Regions from separate parts of the Mus musculus genome. Here region 1 is linked to region 2. The links are chromatin loops, found by intact Hi-C in ENCODE. Cell type or tissue: left cerebral cortex. All regions are shown on one strand.

What was found. Peaks named below come from ENCODE experiments on the same cell type or tissue, not always from the same donor. Only the 100,000 strongest peaks of a DNase experiment are listed, where the experiment ranks them.
Region 1: it touches region 2 in a loop (7-fold over the local background); 4 of 42 quality-filtered maps call a loop at or near these places.

Annotation. Positions count from the first base shown.
Region 1 is chr7:119,717,036-119,725,035 of GRCm38, forward strand. It overlaps Thumpd1 (THUMP domain containing 1), which reads right to left and starts at 6,584. Exons shown (of 5, transcript NM_145585.3): 1 at 6,487-6,584; 2 at 3,476-3,869; 3 at 2,092-2,266; 4 at 987-1,235; 5 at 1-34. The coding sequence starts at 3,706. In left cerebral cortex, CTCF peaks have their summits at 2,420 and 3,810; DNase peaks (open chromatin) are centred at 3,357 and 3,758; H3K4me3 peaks cover 1,720 bases; H3K27ac peaks cover 1,699 bases.
Region 2 is chr7:120,630,883-120,638,882 of GRCm38, forward strand. Uqcrc2 (ubiquinol cytochrome c reductase core protein 2) reads left to right here and starts at 4,307. Exons shown (of 14, transcript NM_025899.2): 1 at 4,307-4,440; 2 at 6,780-6,863; 3 at 6,966-7,115. The coding sequence starts at 4,408. In left cerebral cortex, CTCF peaks have their summits at 1,827 (motif pointing right) and 4,256; DNase peaks (open chromatin) are centred at 1,826, 4,329 and 5,295; H3K4me3 peaks cover 2,376 bases; H3K27ac peaks cover 1,253 bases.

The DNA of each region.
Region 1 (8,000 bases), 910 kb before region 2:
ACTTTGTTTTCTGAATTGAGGCTGCCCACTATTCCTGAAACAAAAATAGGAAAGAAGGAAGGATAACATTAAGCCTGATGGAGCCACACAAGGCTTTCATTCCTTACAGGATTTGTTAAAACAGTGTTTATAAAAATTCACTGTTCTTTGTGACTGACAATCAAATTCCATTAATACTTTTTTGTTTTATTTCAAGACCGGGTCCCTATGCAGCACTGGCTGACCTGGAATTCATAGCAATCAGCCTGCCTGTGCTTCCCAACCGTGGGATCAAGGGCATGCATACGCAGCTCTATTAATGCTTTTAATAAATAAGTATGCGTGAAACCTTGAGGCATTTAATTAGACAACAGTTGGCAGAGTAGAGAGATGACTCAGAGGCAATGTGCAAGCACTGCTCTTGCCCAAGACCCACCTGTTCCCAGCATTCATGCTAAGAAGCTAACAATCACCTGTTAGCTCTGACGGCCTCTTCTGGCCTCTGTGGGCACTGCACTCACGTGCACAAACCCATTTAAGTGTGAATCAATATACTTAGGAAAGAAAATGGTATCTCCGCTTAACAAGAACAGACAGATTTTAATTCTCATTATCTCTACATAAGAGAACTTAACTACTTTCACAGAAGTTCCACCAGACTTAGTATTCTAAGTAATCCAGAGATAGTATAAAATATATAAGAGAACATGTGCAGGTTATATGCAAACACTATACCAAGGCAGCCAACATTATATAAGACTTACCTGAGCACTCACAGGTTTGGTATCCCTAGGAGATCTAATGACCAATCACCCATGGGTATAGGCAGGCCACTGTATCTTCCCAAATAGTCAATTTTGATTTGCAAAGAATTCTACCAGAGGATCTACCTCACATATCAGTATTACTTAGATCTGATACATGTGGTGAAGAAAAAAATGTACTAAACTTAAAAATTTTTAAGCATAAACCAGAGCAGGCTATATAAAATTACTAAGAGAACTTACCTGCCAACTCTTTAATAACTTCTTCTCTATTCATATGGCTATTGTTTCGAGATTTGTATACAATCTGAAATGTCCCTTTGTTTGGGGCTTTAAACCAGGGTTCCAGAAATGTTTCTGCATATTTTTTCATATCTTCTAAAAAAGCTTTACATGTGCCTGAGATGGGCAGCATTCGTAGAATAACCCTTGTCTTCTTTTTCTTGGTTTTGTACATATCCTGGAGAATATGATGCACTAATTTCTCAGGTTCTAAGAGAAAAAGGGGAAAAAAAAAGAAGAAACACAAGAAAAAAAAGAAAAGAAAAAACAAGACTTTTTTGTTTTTATTTTCCATCCATCTAGTATTTCTCAAGATCCTACCAAATATAAATGTTGATAGTCTCGGAATCAAACTTAAACCACAACACCTTACTGTTGTCTTCTTGTAATACAAATTAGAGTAACAAGCATTACACAGCATATTTTTACAAAAACAAAATCTGTAACTTAAAGCCCTAATTCATTAGTTAAGGAGTACAGAAGTCCAGCTCTCAGTTGGGAAAGAATCCCAGCACACAGAGCACCGTGTGACACGGTGATTCACTGGCTACTTCCCAACTAACACATCTGCCCAAGACAACAGTGCTAATATTTCCAAATTAGTGACCACATTTGAAAGTCAAAGGAATTCTATTTCCAGGTTTTAAGTGGATCAGGCCCTCTATTCCTAAATGGTAACTACCTGGAACTAAGTAGCAGCTGCTCTTTTGAGACAGAATACACGCTTTCACTCTGCCTTGAGTTACTAAAGGAAGGATGCAGCACAGCCAGGTCCCTACCCTTACCCAATGCTCACCACCCTCCACCACTCTACATTGTTAGGAAACTAAAATGGCACCCCTTCCACAGTGTGGAGTAAGAAGCAAATTCCCTGAGTGTGGTATGTGTCATCTGAAAACCTTTCCAAAACCTTCGGAAACTGATATACTGTTGATGGAATGTGGAAACGTTCCACAGAATAATTAACAGCTATACCTGGGGAGCCGTTGTCTAGGCAGCATCTGCTAAGACAGAAATGCCCAGATACTATGGGATTGATGATCTTAGGGCTGTCAGTCAGACATACCTATCCCAAGCGTCCTGATGAAGACTACATTATTCGCTCCACTCTCCACTGACTGGAATCTTCTCAGCCTCTTCTCTGTAGAAGCCTTAATGTCACCAACTTCTTTCTTCAAGGCAGCCTCTGCATCATCGTCTTCTCCCTCACTTCCAGAGGGCTGCTGGTCCTTGTCTATAAACTGTTTATATAAAAACCAACAGGCAAAAATTACAGAACACCTCATGTTCAAATGCTGTAATTAACTACTTATGTGAAACCCCCAGTGGCAGAGGTCTCAATGTTGACAAATAAATTTCTTTATTAGATTAATAAAATACAACTTCCAAAATGTACATTAAGAAATAAATTCCCCGGGCTGGTGAGATGGCTCAGTGGGTAAGAGCACCCGACTGCTCTTCCGAAGGTCCGAAATTCAAATCCCAGCAACCACATGGTGGCTCACAACCACCCGTAATGAGATCTGATGCCCTCTTCTGGTGTGTCTGAAGACAGCTACAGTGTACTTACATATAATAGATAGATAAATAAATAAATAAATTAATTCCCTGTGTGTGGTATGTGTCATCTGAAAATGCTTTCAGACCCATCTGGATAGTGGCAGGCAGGCAATGTGGCTGTGATAGGATTAGAACCAAATGTATGAGAGAACTAAATAAAATCCCTTACTCCCACTATAAGAAAGAGAGCACACAAAGCAGTGGCCGGTGCTTGCAATCCCTACACCTGGGGAGCTGAGGCCAACCTGAGGTAGCCAGCAAAGTCTTCTGTCAAAAACAAAAGGGGCTCCACAAAAAGGGAACTTGCACGAGGCACCAGCATAGACAGGGTCCTGTCCTACCAAGGTCATTTTCAATCAGGTAATAAAAATAATTGTGTACACTGAAGGAGCCTTTACAAATTCCTATTCTGCCCCCCTCCTCTCTAGTAGTGGGGCCTGCTACACTATCTTTCTCCACACTTCAGAGTGTGCAGGTGTATCCGGGATCTAAGCCAAATAATATTGGGGCTGCCAAACCGCCATAGGATGAGATCTGAAATGTATTTTCAAGGGCACTTGGAAAATAGCATCCCTTTCACTATCTCAGATCTTAGCTTGTAGCAACTTCGCACTGACGCGAGAGGTACACATCCGAACGGGTTTTAGCACACTCCCTGGTCCACAGAAGGCAATCGAGACGTGGGAGTCACTGTCGTTAGTGATGTCAAGAAAGCCTAAAGAGCCAGCCCGGAGGCCCACGCCCACCAGGCACATGACCGCAATAGTAGCCACTTTAGGGGCGGGAAGGTAAGCGGGGTCATTCAAGCACTGTACTGGCGCTTTGAAGCAACTGCCGCCTCCGCACCCCAGAAGAGCCCACGGGCGGCTCGCTCTCCCCAAGGCTCGTACCTTTTCCGGCCCGTACATGTCGTCGCCGTACTCGTTGAGCAGGCTGTAGGCCTCCTCCACGCACTTGCGCTCGTTCATGTTGCAGGTGATGAGGATGCCCTGCAGGCCGGGCTCCAGCTGCCGCGGGCCGCCTGCGTCACCGCGTCGGGCCCGCTTGGCCGGCAGGAACTGGGATTTGCCTTTGCGCTTTCCGGCAACAGGCTGAGGGGACTGCTGGGCGGTGGTCGCCATGCTTCCTACTATCCACGTTCCTTGGCGTCTTCGTCTGCGCGGACGCGGGGTGATTGCGTCACACGTACGCGACAGTTTGCCCAAGCGGTCCTGCACGCCGCCTTCCGGTGGCTCCGGTGCCGCCCAGTCCTCGCATAAAGTGACAACAGCTTCCAAGTGGGCTCTGGACGTAAACGTAGATTTTGAACTCCAGCAGAGTGTAAAACGTGCTCACAAAGAAATGGTTTATTTACCCGTTCATATTTGTTTGTTTTAAAGTTAAGGTTTATCGTGCTAGTCGCTGTTTAAAGAACGGAGGTCGTGCCATCAGCAGAACATGACATTTATTGTCCTTATTAGGTTTCTCAGGAGTCACTGGAGTCTACCATATTACCATGAGGAACAGAAGGGACTCAGTGAAGGCAGACCCTGGCACCGTGAGAGCATTAAACACTAAGTTGTAAAATGTGTCTATATTAATACTAGAGCTACTGTATTCATCTCTTTCTCCTTGCCTCTGTTAGACACGGATGTCCTAACATGTGAGAGTGACCAATTGGTAAGATGTTCTGCATACCCCTGGTTTTGACAGGAACGTTACATTTCTTGCTTCTGAACAAAACGATTGAGACAAAAGCAGTTTTGTTCCAAAAAGATTATCTCATCCACACACACACACAATGTGTGATGGATTGTAGAAGTAACTCAAGAATTTAAAAAAAACCTCTTTCTGGACCAACAAGCCAACTCAGCTGGAAAAAGCATTTGCTCCCAAGTCTGAAGATCCCAGGACCCCACATGGTGAAAAGAGGGAAGCCAACTTGGCAACTGTCCTCTAACAGCCAGGTGTGCTCATATACACACATATACATGGGCTTAAACACTCTGAAACATCCTGGTTTAGGGATGCAGTTTAGCCCCTGTGTCCCTGATCCATCAGTATCACCCTGAGTACATTTTGTCATCTGTTTACATCCTTACTGAGATGGACATTTGAACATGCACTAGGCTCCCAAGTCTGTGCTGTTGTCCCTGACTGGTTGGTTCTTGCTGCCTAATTCAAATAAAGATCATGCTTTGCTGGACCCTTGTGCCTGCTTGGGTGGTTTGGATTTTAGAACCCTAACACACATGACAGTAGGGTTAATTGGAGAAGTGATGTTCCTGATTAGGAAAAGAAAGGCTGATGTCAGTGCCCAGTGGAAAGGTGGCCCAGACAACCCTGGGTTGATGGGAATGCCCGGGAACCATGAAAGGTGCTCTCTTTTGGTTTACCTACAAACTTCATCCAAGTAATAGGGGAGAAGAAAAGATAACCGTTTAAGAAAAATAGGGCCAGGTGTGGTGGCGCACAGCTTTAATCCCAGTACTCGGGAGGCAGAGGCAGGCATATTTCTGAGTTCAAGGCCAGCCTGGTCTACAAAGTGAGTTCCAGGACACCCAGGGCTATACAGAGAAACCCTGTCTCAAAAAAAAAAAAAAAAAAAAACCAAAAAGAAAAGAGAAAAAAAGAAGAAGAAGAAAAGAAAACAAAAGAAAAGGAAGATAGAGTGTGACATACCTACCTGGATCTTAGTATAGCTTAGATAGTATAGTATAGATCTTAGATAGAGAATAGAATAGATAGATCTCAGCTAGTGTTTTATAGTAATTAAGTGGAAAGCCTAACACCCTGGTCCCCACATAGGAAAACTGAAGCCTAGAACTTGGAATTTCAGAGAAAACTAAGAATAAACTCAGTCCATCACAGGAAACCAACTGGTTGCATTAGTTATGTTGTCATTTTCTGTTACTGACCCAAGAAACTCCAGATAACCAGCTTAACATAAGACAAGATTTGTTTCAGCTCAGAGTTTAGAGGTCTCAATTCAAAGCCACTTGATGCCATTGCTTCTGACTGGGTGAGACAATATACATTATGACAAGAACCAATACAAGAAAGATTCTCATCTCCTGGTGTCCAGAAGGTAAGACAGAGTTTAGGGTGGGGTCTGAGTTTCTATTAGTCCCATGCGGTCACATGCTCAGTGGCCAAATTTCATCTCACTAAGCCTTACCTCTTTGTTTAGTACTAGGGATCTGACAAAGGCATAAGCCAGACCACTAAGCTATATCCCAATCCTTTTCTTAACTTTTATTCATAAATAGAGTCTAACTTAGTTCTCCAAATTGGTCTGAACTTGTTCTGTGCACCAGATAGGGCTTCATTTGAAATCCTGAATTACAGGGTTGTACCACAAGATTTAATTTCTCTCAGCTCTCAACAGTTCCACACTCTCCTAGTAGCATCACATAAAGATAATAAGTCTTTAATACATGGTGCTTGGAAGGCACTTAAGACCTAAACCAAGTACACTGGTTTGCGAGTACACTGCCTTCAAGAGGGATAGTCCCGATAAAGCAATGAGTTGAACAACAACCATGAAAATAATCTCTTTGCTTGGTTTAATATTTGCCAGATAAAACCCTTCCATTCACATCCCTTGGCGATATGAGGAGGACTTAACAACGTGCCGTGTGAACCGGCCCAATTCAGGAAGTGCTGGTAGCTCACATAAACTTTAAAACTGGAGCCAGAGAGATGGCTCAGTGGCTAAGAGCATGCACAGCATTTGCAGAAGACCTGAGTCCCCAGCACGGGAATCAGGTGGCTCACAACCCCTTATACCTCTAGCTCTGGGGGTCTCCAGTACCCTCCCCCTGGCCTCCACAAGCCCATCTTATGTGGACATCATATCACACACACACACACACACATTTTAAAATAAAAGAAATCTTAACAAAATAAAATAGTTACATACTTTAGTTGATCTTTTAACAGATGCAAGCATCAAGTTCAGTACCACCAGTTACATCCTGAGAGCATTTCTCTGGAGCCATGTCAAGCTTCTTTTGAAGGTGGTACTATCACAAAAATAGAGGTCACTAGGAGAAAGGAAATCACTATATACATGGATTGTTCCTAGATAGGCTCTGTACCAAATAGACTGAAAAAGATCAGAGAGTAAAATAACAAAAAAAAAAATCTAACTGGAATAACAATGCACACATTGTGTCCAGATATGATGGGGAACAAACACCAGCAAAACATCCATGGCTGACATGAGGTAATGGCGTAAGTGAACAAAGGGTTATACAATGCTCAGACAGGTGAGTTGGTCACTAGAATACTGCAATACAACTCAGTTCTTACACTGTTTAGTGATTGCTTTAGTCTCCACAGCTTTAAGGACACATTCCCCAACAAGATTGCAACTACACACTGGCTACAAGTTTCCCAGGCCATCTACCCATCTCACCAAGAGTTGGCTGAGTCTCAAAAGAACAACTCACAGGGCTCCAAAAAGTGCTCTAGATATTACTATAATTTTGTTACAAAGGTTTTCTTTTTTAAATCCAAATAAAGAACCACATAGAGCAAGACCTCTCAGGGCCTGAAATGCAGGGCTGTGGTATCATGTCCTCCTGGAATCAGCTTCTTCATCCTCCAGGAGCATCCTGTGCTCACTAAGCAGAATGCACTCCTGAGTTTTAATTGGATTTTCATTAGATGGGGTTGATTGGTTGAATAATTGGCCTGTTGGTTATACTTCATCCTCAAACCTTTCTTCCCCGGAGGTTGGTCTGGCAAGAGTACCAGGAGAGAATTATACCTTATAATTATACCCTATAACGAAGCAGCAGTGCAAGGGGAGAATAACAAATAGAATGCAGTCCAGAAATGAATTACCTCTTTGGAGTTGTTTGCCAGTGTGGTGCCATAGATCCCCAAACATTGCAAACTATTGCCTGCTATTGGTTGCTGGCTTAGTTTGCTTTCTGGTGCTGTGGGAGGAAAAATAACTATGGTCAAAAGTAACTTGAGGAGGAAATGGTGTATTCATTTACAGCTTATAGTCCATTAAGAAGGGAATTCAGTGCAAGAACCTAGAAGCAGGAACTGAGGCAAAGGCTATGGAGGAATACTATTCTCTGGCTTGTTTTCCATAGCTCAAGCAATTTGCTCTTTTTTTTTCCATTTTTTATTAGGTATTTAGCTCATTTACATTTCCAATGCTATACCAAAAGTCCCCCATACCCACCCACCCCCACTCCCCTACCCACCCACTCCCCCTTTTTGGCCCTGGCGTTCCCCTGTACTGGGGCATATAAAGTTTGCGTGTCCAATGGGCCTCTCTTTCCAGTGATGGCCGACTAGGCCATCTTTTGATACATATGCAGCTAGAGTCAAGAGCTCCGGGGTACTGGTTAGTTCATAATGTTGTTCCACCTATAGGGTTGCAGATCCCTTTAGCTCCTTGTTCTCTAGCTCCTC
Region 2 (8,000 bases):
TTGATCTACAAAACAAATTCCAGGCAGCCAGAGTTGTTACACAAAGAAATCCTGTCTGAGGAGTCTAAGGGATATCTATCAAGGTTCAAGAAGCATAGAGAATACAAAAAAAAAAAATTACATACTCCCCACAACACATAATAATAAAACACACTAAATGTACAGAACAAAGAAAAAAATTAAAAGCTGCAAGGGTAAAAGACCAAGTAACATATAAAGGCAAACCCATTAGAATAGCATCTGACTTCTCAATGGAAACTCTAAAAGGCAAAAGGGCCTGAACAGATGGGCTACACAGACTCTTAGAGATCACAGACGCCAGCCCAAAGTACTATACCCAGCAAAACTTTCAATGACAGTAAATGGAGGAAGAAAATTCCATGATAAAACCAAATTTAAGCAGTATCTATCTACAAGTTCAGCTCTATAGAAGATGCTAGAAGAAACATCAACCTGAAGAGGTTACCACACCTAAGAAAACACAGGAATAAATAATCCCAGACCAGCAAGTCAAAGGGAGGAGGAGTCAACAAACACTGCTCTGTGAGAGCGCTCAGTATCAACAGTCTCAATTCCCAATACACAGACTAACAGATGGAATTTGAAAAACAGGATCTATCCTTCTGCTGCATACAAGGAACATACATTAACATCAAAGATAGATATTACCTCAGGGTAAAAGGATACAGAAAGCTACTCCAATCAAATGCACCCAAGAAGCAAGCCAGTGTAGCCATTTTAGTATCTGACAAAATAGACTTCAACACAAAACTAATCAGAAGAGACAGGAAAAGGATACTTACTCATCAAAGGAAAATCCACCATTATGCACCAAAAGCCAGGGCCCCAAAGCTGATTTTAAAACCCTATTACAGTTAAAATCATATATTGGCCCTCACAGTGATACAAGGTGACTTCAATACCTGAGTCTCACTAATAGACAGGGCATCCAGGCAAAAACTAAACAGAGAAAGGATGCAGTTAACTGATGTCATAAACCAAATGGACCTAACATATTTACAGAATATTTTATTCAAACACAAAAGAACATACCTTCTTTCTCAGCAGCTCATGGAACTTTCTTCAAAATTGACTACATAGTTGGACATAAGCAAGTCTCAAGAGACACATGAAAGTTGAAGTAATACCCTAAAACCTATCTGACCACCCCAGATTAAACAATAAATGAATATCAACAACAGAAACATCAGAAAGGTTACAAACTCATGGAAACTGAACAACTCACTACTGAATGAAAACTGGGTCAAGAAAAAAATAAAAAAACCTTTTATAGTTGGATTAAAATGAACACATGCATAGCCAAACCTACGGGACACAGGAAGGCAGTTGTTTTTAAGAGACAAGTTCACCGCACTAAGTGCCTCCATAATAGGAATGGAGAAATCTCACATTAGCAATGGAATGCCACACCTGAAAGCTCTAGAAAAGGAAATAACACCCAGAATGAGTAGATGGGATGAAATAATCAAATCAGGACTGAAATCCATAAAATAGAAAAAAATCAAAGAATTAATGAAAGGTGCTTTGTCTATAGATCTGTCAGCAAAAAAGAAAACCGATCTCTCCTTGCAATATGAATTGAACTTGTCTGATAGTTTAGAATGATTCCAGTGAAAATCTACCAGAATAAAAGACAAAGGTCTCAAGAGAACTCAACCATAAAGGTCAGGGTCTTCAAATTCTATCTTGAAACAATTTCAAGGACTCCATATTCATCTGCAATAGTGTTGAGTTTTACGGCAGAGACCTCCATATAAGCAGCAGTTAGTGTTGTGTAGGCCTGACACATGGCAAGTGGTCTATCTGGCCAGAAGATGGTGCTCATGCCTTGGATTTAAAACCAAACAGGCAAATCTGCAATGTTCTAAAACATGATGAAATTTTTATTCTTGTAGCAGATATCATGAAGTCTGCCACATTTGAACAGACAATTTCCCAATTAGGCTATATGGGTCAGTTTCCTGTACAGATGATGTTATAAGCTAAGAATAAAGGGGCCTTAATAAACAGGTATAAAGGTATGTGCTGGCCTGAACTGTGGCATGTTGAGGTTCCAATGACTAGAGAGAATCCTCAGGGTACAACGAATTTCGGGGCAGTGATTGCATTCATTTAACATTTTTAAGCTGCCAAGAAGCACTTAAAGAACTGTTCTAAGTCCTCAGTCATCGGGGAAATGCAAATCAAAATGACCATGAGATCCCACCTTACACCAATCCTAATGGCTAAGATCAAAATTTCAGGTGAATGTTGGTGAGGATGTGGAGAGAGAGAAACACTCCACCATTGCTGGTGGGATTGTAGACTGGTACAACGACTCAGAAATCAATCTGAAGGTTCCTCAGAAAACTGGAAACAGATTTACCTAAAGACCCAGCTATACCACTCTTGGGCATATATCCAAAAGATTCCCTGCCATGCCACAGGGGCACTTGTTCCACTATGTTCATAGCATCCGTATTTGTGATAGCCAGAAGCTGGAAACAACTGAGATGTCCCATGACAGAATGGATACAGGAAATGTGGTTCATTTACACAATGGAATACTACTCGGATATTAAGAATGAGGACAATCCTGAGTTTTGCAGGCTAATGGATGAAACTAGAAAGTATGATCCTGAGTGAGGTAACTGAGACCCAAAAGGACATGCATGGTATGTATTCTCTAATAAGTGGATATTAGCCAAAAAAGTACAAAATACCCAGAATACAGAACTCAAGAAGGTTAACAAGCCAAAGACCCAAGTCCTCAATCCCACTTGGGGGGGAGGGGTAGAAAGCATTAGGAGGGGGTGGGCAGAAGGAGGGACCTGGGTGGGAGAGGGGACAGGGAGAGGAAAAGGGGAACATGATCAGGTATTGGGGTAAGGGAGAATCAGGAGTGAAGCTCTGAGAGCCAGCAGAAAAGAATAGAAACCACCCCCCTCAGATGGGGGGACCCTCAGAGACCTGGGAAGTGAAAGACTCTCAGAACTCAAAGGGAGGGACCTTAAATGAAATGCCCAACAGTGGGGAAAGGGAACTTATAGAGTCCACCTCCAGTAGAAAAGCAGGACATCAAGTGGAGGGATGGGGTTGCCATCCCACAATCAAAAACTCTGACCCAGATCGTCCCTGTCTAAAAGAACTGCAGGGACAAAAATGGAGAACAGACTGAAGGAAAAGAGGTTCAGTGGCAGGCCCAAATTTGGATCCAGCTCAAGGGGAGGCTCCAAGGACTGACACTACCCTCAGAGAGGCCCAACAAGCAGCTGACTGAGACAGAAGCAGATAGTTACACCCAACCATTAGACTGAAGTCGGAGACCCCTGCGGTTGAATTAGGGGAAAGACTGGAAGAAGCTGAGGAGGAGGAGGGCAACCCCATAGCAAGACCAACAACAGTCTCAATTAACCTGAACCCCTGAGTTCTCTCAGACACAGAGCCACCAACCAGGCAGCATACATGAGCTAGTCCGAGGTCCCAACATATATACAGCAGAGGACTACCTGGTCTGGCCTCAGTGGGAGAAGAGGCACCTAACTTGAGAAACGAGGCCCCAGGGAGTACTGAGGCCTGGCGGGGGCATCCTCTTAGAGAAGGGGTAGGAGGAATGGGATGAGGAACTGTGGGAGGGGCGGACCGGGAATCTGGCAACGACTGGACTGTAAAAAAAATAAAAGTAACCAAAAACATTTTTAAGCAGCTATGCGGCTTCATGAAAGCAGTGGTTCCCGAATTAGTCTCAATCATAGTGTAACACACGAATGATTTGTGCCATATGTCTGTATCACCAACAGTTAAACATTTTTAAGTACAATAGAAGACTATATTAAGTCCCTGATTATACACACACGCGCAAATTTGCGCGAGAAAATTTCACGAGATTGAGTCCTTGCTGGTGACGATCTCCTTGCGGCAAGGAGACCTACAAGTGTGTCGATCTGTTCGACGAGACATTCGTCCTGCCAGTTTCTGTGAACTCGGTCACCAAGTTCGCGGTACCGGGAAGACTACAGTAAAAGTGGCGAGGGACGACCTCCGAGGAACAGGGAGTGCCGACGACTCCCGGACTTGCGAGGACTCACGGGCAGGCCCAAGACGGCTGGGGTGACTGTGACGGCTGCAGACGCAGCTGGGATTACAGGCTGCATGTCTTTTGCAGAAAAAGAACTCAGAAAGGATAACCTACAAAAGCTGCAATCTAGTCCGGGAGACCTCTAGCCTCTCCCCAGGAGCTGGGCTCGTCCCGCCTACCGGAGCAGTAGAGCACTGCATGCGTAGAGGGCCGCCGGTACAAGGGGGCGTGGGCAAGCTCGCAGTGCACACCGGGAAACTCGGTCCTCCGACCCCATCTTGCTTTGCTGTCTGCAGCGGTGACCGTGGGAAAGGGCAACTGCTAGAGCCATGAAGCTCCTCAGCAGGGCCGGGTCCTTCTCGGTGAGCATGGGACGTGCGTGGGGCAGGGCTGGGGACGCTTGTCGGCCACTCAGGAGCTGGGTGCGGAGTGTGCGGCCTTGGCCTCAGGCCTGGGTCTGCCCTTCAGGTAAACCCCGCGGAGAAGGGGGCTGCCAGCGAGCCGAGGCCTGGGAGGCTCGGCGGGTCCTGTGAGCAGCCGAGAGCTAACGCGGGGAAAGCGGAAGAGGAGGGTGGCCTGGAGAGTGGCGGAGAAGCGGCTCTCGGGAGATTCCTGAAGGTCACTCGAGAAGCAGGTAGGGTGTAGGCCAACGCCACCCGGGCCGCCTGCTTCCCCTACCTACGACCTCTGCCCCTGGGTTGATCCCGAGGCGTCGGTTTCCCCAATGCGTGCGAGTTTATTAAATTCACAAACGCGGTGCGCTGCTTATCTCAGTGCCGGCACCTTCGTTCCTGTCAGTACTCAGTCCCCGCATTCCTTAAGATGCTCGTTTTCTCGGGGTCCCATTTAAAGGCTTCCTCCAGGAGGGGCTCTTGATCTTTCTTCAAGACTAGCCCTAAAATATGTAGTTGTCACTTGCGGTGAGGAGAGGAGTACCTCATGTGTGTCAGCACGTTATCACGCTGGAATCGTGGTTTTCAAGAGATGAGAATGGGAGCATTTAAACTTCAACAAGGGCTAATTTGCCCCTACTAGCCGGTCACATGCGGAGCTTTTTATTCGTAACCACCTGTTGAGAGAGTGCTTCTAGCATCTAGAGGTCAGCGGTGCAGCTAGACATCCAACCATACAACAGCAGCCCCTACAGCACAGTTACAACGCGGAAATGCCAGGAGTGTCTGTGTTGAGAGACGACTAGACAGTGATACACCAGGCCTGGGCATAGTGTTTCCTTGTGCTTTATACTTACATATATGTGTTGTACAAATTTAGGCTGCAGTTGTATTCCTTGTGCCTAGACAGACCAATTGCTAGCAGTCCTTAGAGAGCAGGACTTTCCATGTGTTATTAAAACAAAGTAGAAATTGTATCTAAGTCTTTCCTGAAAGGAACCCAAAAGAAGCAGGAGATTTTAAACTTCACTACCCAAAAGCACAGAAGTGGAAGTGTGGATTATTCATATGTGGACTGTTACACTTGGATGTTACAGGAATTACATCTTGGGCACAGCTAAAAATTCACAGCTAAAAATCACAAGTGGCTGCATATACCTTATCCAGCAAACTAAAATGAAAATGACACAGTTAATTATATTCATAATTTACAAGCAGGACTGAAGGGATAAAGTAGTAATTCCATGAACAGGTGAAAACCAGCAGCCAGATTAGCCCAGCACTGACTGAGTGTTCAGCATACAGCAGTCTGGGCAGTGCCGAGTAGGAGCATTATAGAACTTTACAGGTACACTTGACAACATGTTTAGTGGATCTTAGCATCATGAAAGTGTATTTGCTTGCATGTCCATTAGTAATCCTGTGAACCCTAGACATAATTGGAATATCTTAATAGCTTTATACCATTGTGTATAATGTGTGTGTGTGTGTATGTGTGTGTGTGTATATGTGTGTGTAAAGTCAGTGCATTTAGATCCATCATCCAAGTTATTACATATTATGCTGAGAATTTGTTGTTGATTTTAGGATTGTGTAGATATTTGTTCAATAAAGCTAAGACCCTTTCTTGGTTGAATATGCCTAGTACAGCACCTGAAAGGGTGAAACTGTAGTGCAGACATTAAGGGCACTGGGAAACGATCCTTAAAGTGACCAAGGAGATGAAGGTGATTTTAGTAAAAATAAATGAAAGACTGACAAATGGAGGAAACAGGAATGCTGAAATCTGTTATGAAGTGTTAACAATCCAACTGTCCAGAAACTTTGAAATCATCACTACTAGAAGGAACGCTTGACATTTTAATAAAATAATTAAAAGCAACAAAATAGGTATTTTTCCAAGCTCATAGAGAACTCATTATTCTGTATAAATCACAAATCAGCACAGGTTTAAGAATGCTTCAGGCCAGGCATGTGGTATAAACCTTAGTCCCAGAGGAATCCTGAGCTTAAGGTCATCCTGGGCTATGGTGCAAACTTTTTTTTCAAAAAGGGAGGGGAGAAAAGAAAAGAAAAGCTATCTACAGGGGAAAAAATGGCTTGGGTAGAGCGAATGACTAAGAAACTTATGAAGGAGTTACTTGTCAGAACGTCCCATGAGGGTAGAGAGTTACCTGAAACCACTGTGTTGAGTGGGAGTGCTGATGCCTTCCTTTTACATGTAATGGACTCTTCCTATGAGCACACATAACCTGACTTTGGGGGCTTTTGTTACTATTTTGTTTCTTTTGTTTTGTTTTGTTTTTTAGAGATTTTATTCCCTCAAAGTTGCCCCGAAGGTTAAAACTTCAGCAGCCCCTGGAGGAGTGCCTCTGCAGCCTCAGGATCTTGAGGTTAGTCCCACTGAGCAGCTCGATGGAACCCACATCCAATTTACTTAAACTCCTTGATTAAAGACAGGCATTGGTCACATCTCCATTCTATCTTAACTACAGTTTACCAAATTACCAAATGGTTTGGTGATTGCTTCTCTGGAAAACTATGCTCCTCTGTCAAGAATCGGCTTGTTCGTTAAAGCAGGCAGTAGATATGAGGACTCCAACAACTTGGGAACCTCACATTTACTACGTCTTGCATCTAGTTTGGTAAGTGTCTTTATTTCCGTAGTGTTTGGAAATGATGTGTGATCTTGGGCCTGTAGAGAAGATAAAATATAAGAGGCTGAGGAAATGATTTAGTAAAGTCTTGCTGTGCAAGCATTAGACCTGGAGAGGCTGAGGAAATGATTTAGTAATGTCTTGCTGTGCAAGCATTAGACCTGACTTCAGACACCAGCATCAGCCAGGTGGTCTCGGCCCAGGCCTTTAGTTCCAGCACTGGGGAGGCAGGGGCAGGCAGACCTCTGAGTTCCATGCTAGCCTGGTCTTCAGATCAAGTTCTAAGATAGCCAGAGCTACAGAAAAACCCTGTCTGGAAACAAAACAACACCCATATAAAGAAACCATCATAGCCATGCATACCTGTACCCTTAGCAGAGATAGGCAGATCCTGTAAGGTTGCTGTCATACCAGCTAGGTTCAGAGAGCTAGCTTCAGGTTCAGTGAGAGAAGCCCCATCTCAAGAGAGAGCTGCAGAAAACACATCACCGTTTCCCCTGGCCTGTTATGAGCATGTGTGCATGGGCACAAAAATAAACGTGTTGAGGTTCACATTTATAACCCAGTCTCTTGGAAGGTGGAGACAAGAGGATCAAGAGTTTGAGGCTAGCCTGGACTACATGAAACCTTGTCTTAAAACAGCAAAAGCTTGAAAGCAATGTCCCTGTATTTATTTCCTTAAGCTGTTGTGTCATATTTACACTAACTGGGTGACTTAGCTCAAAGAAATAGATCTTCTTACAGTTTTAAAGACTTGAAAATGAAAGTACTATATTAAGTCAAGGCATCAGCAGAGCCATGCTGCCATAGAGAAGAACTCTTTCTTGCCTCTTCCTAGCCTGTGGTGTTTATTGATAATTTGTTATAGTCCTC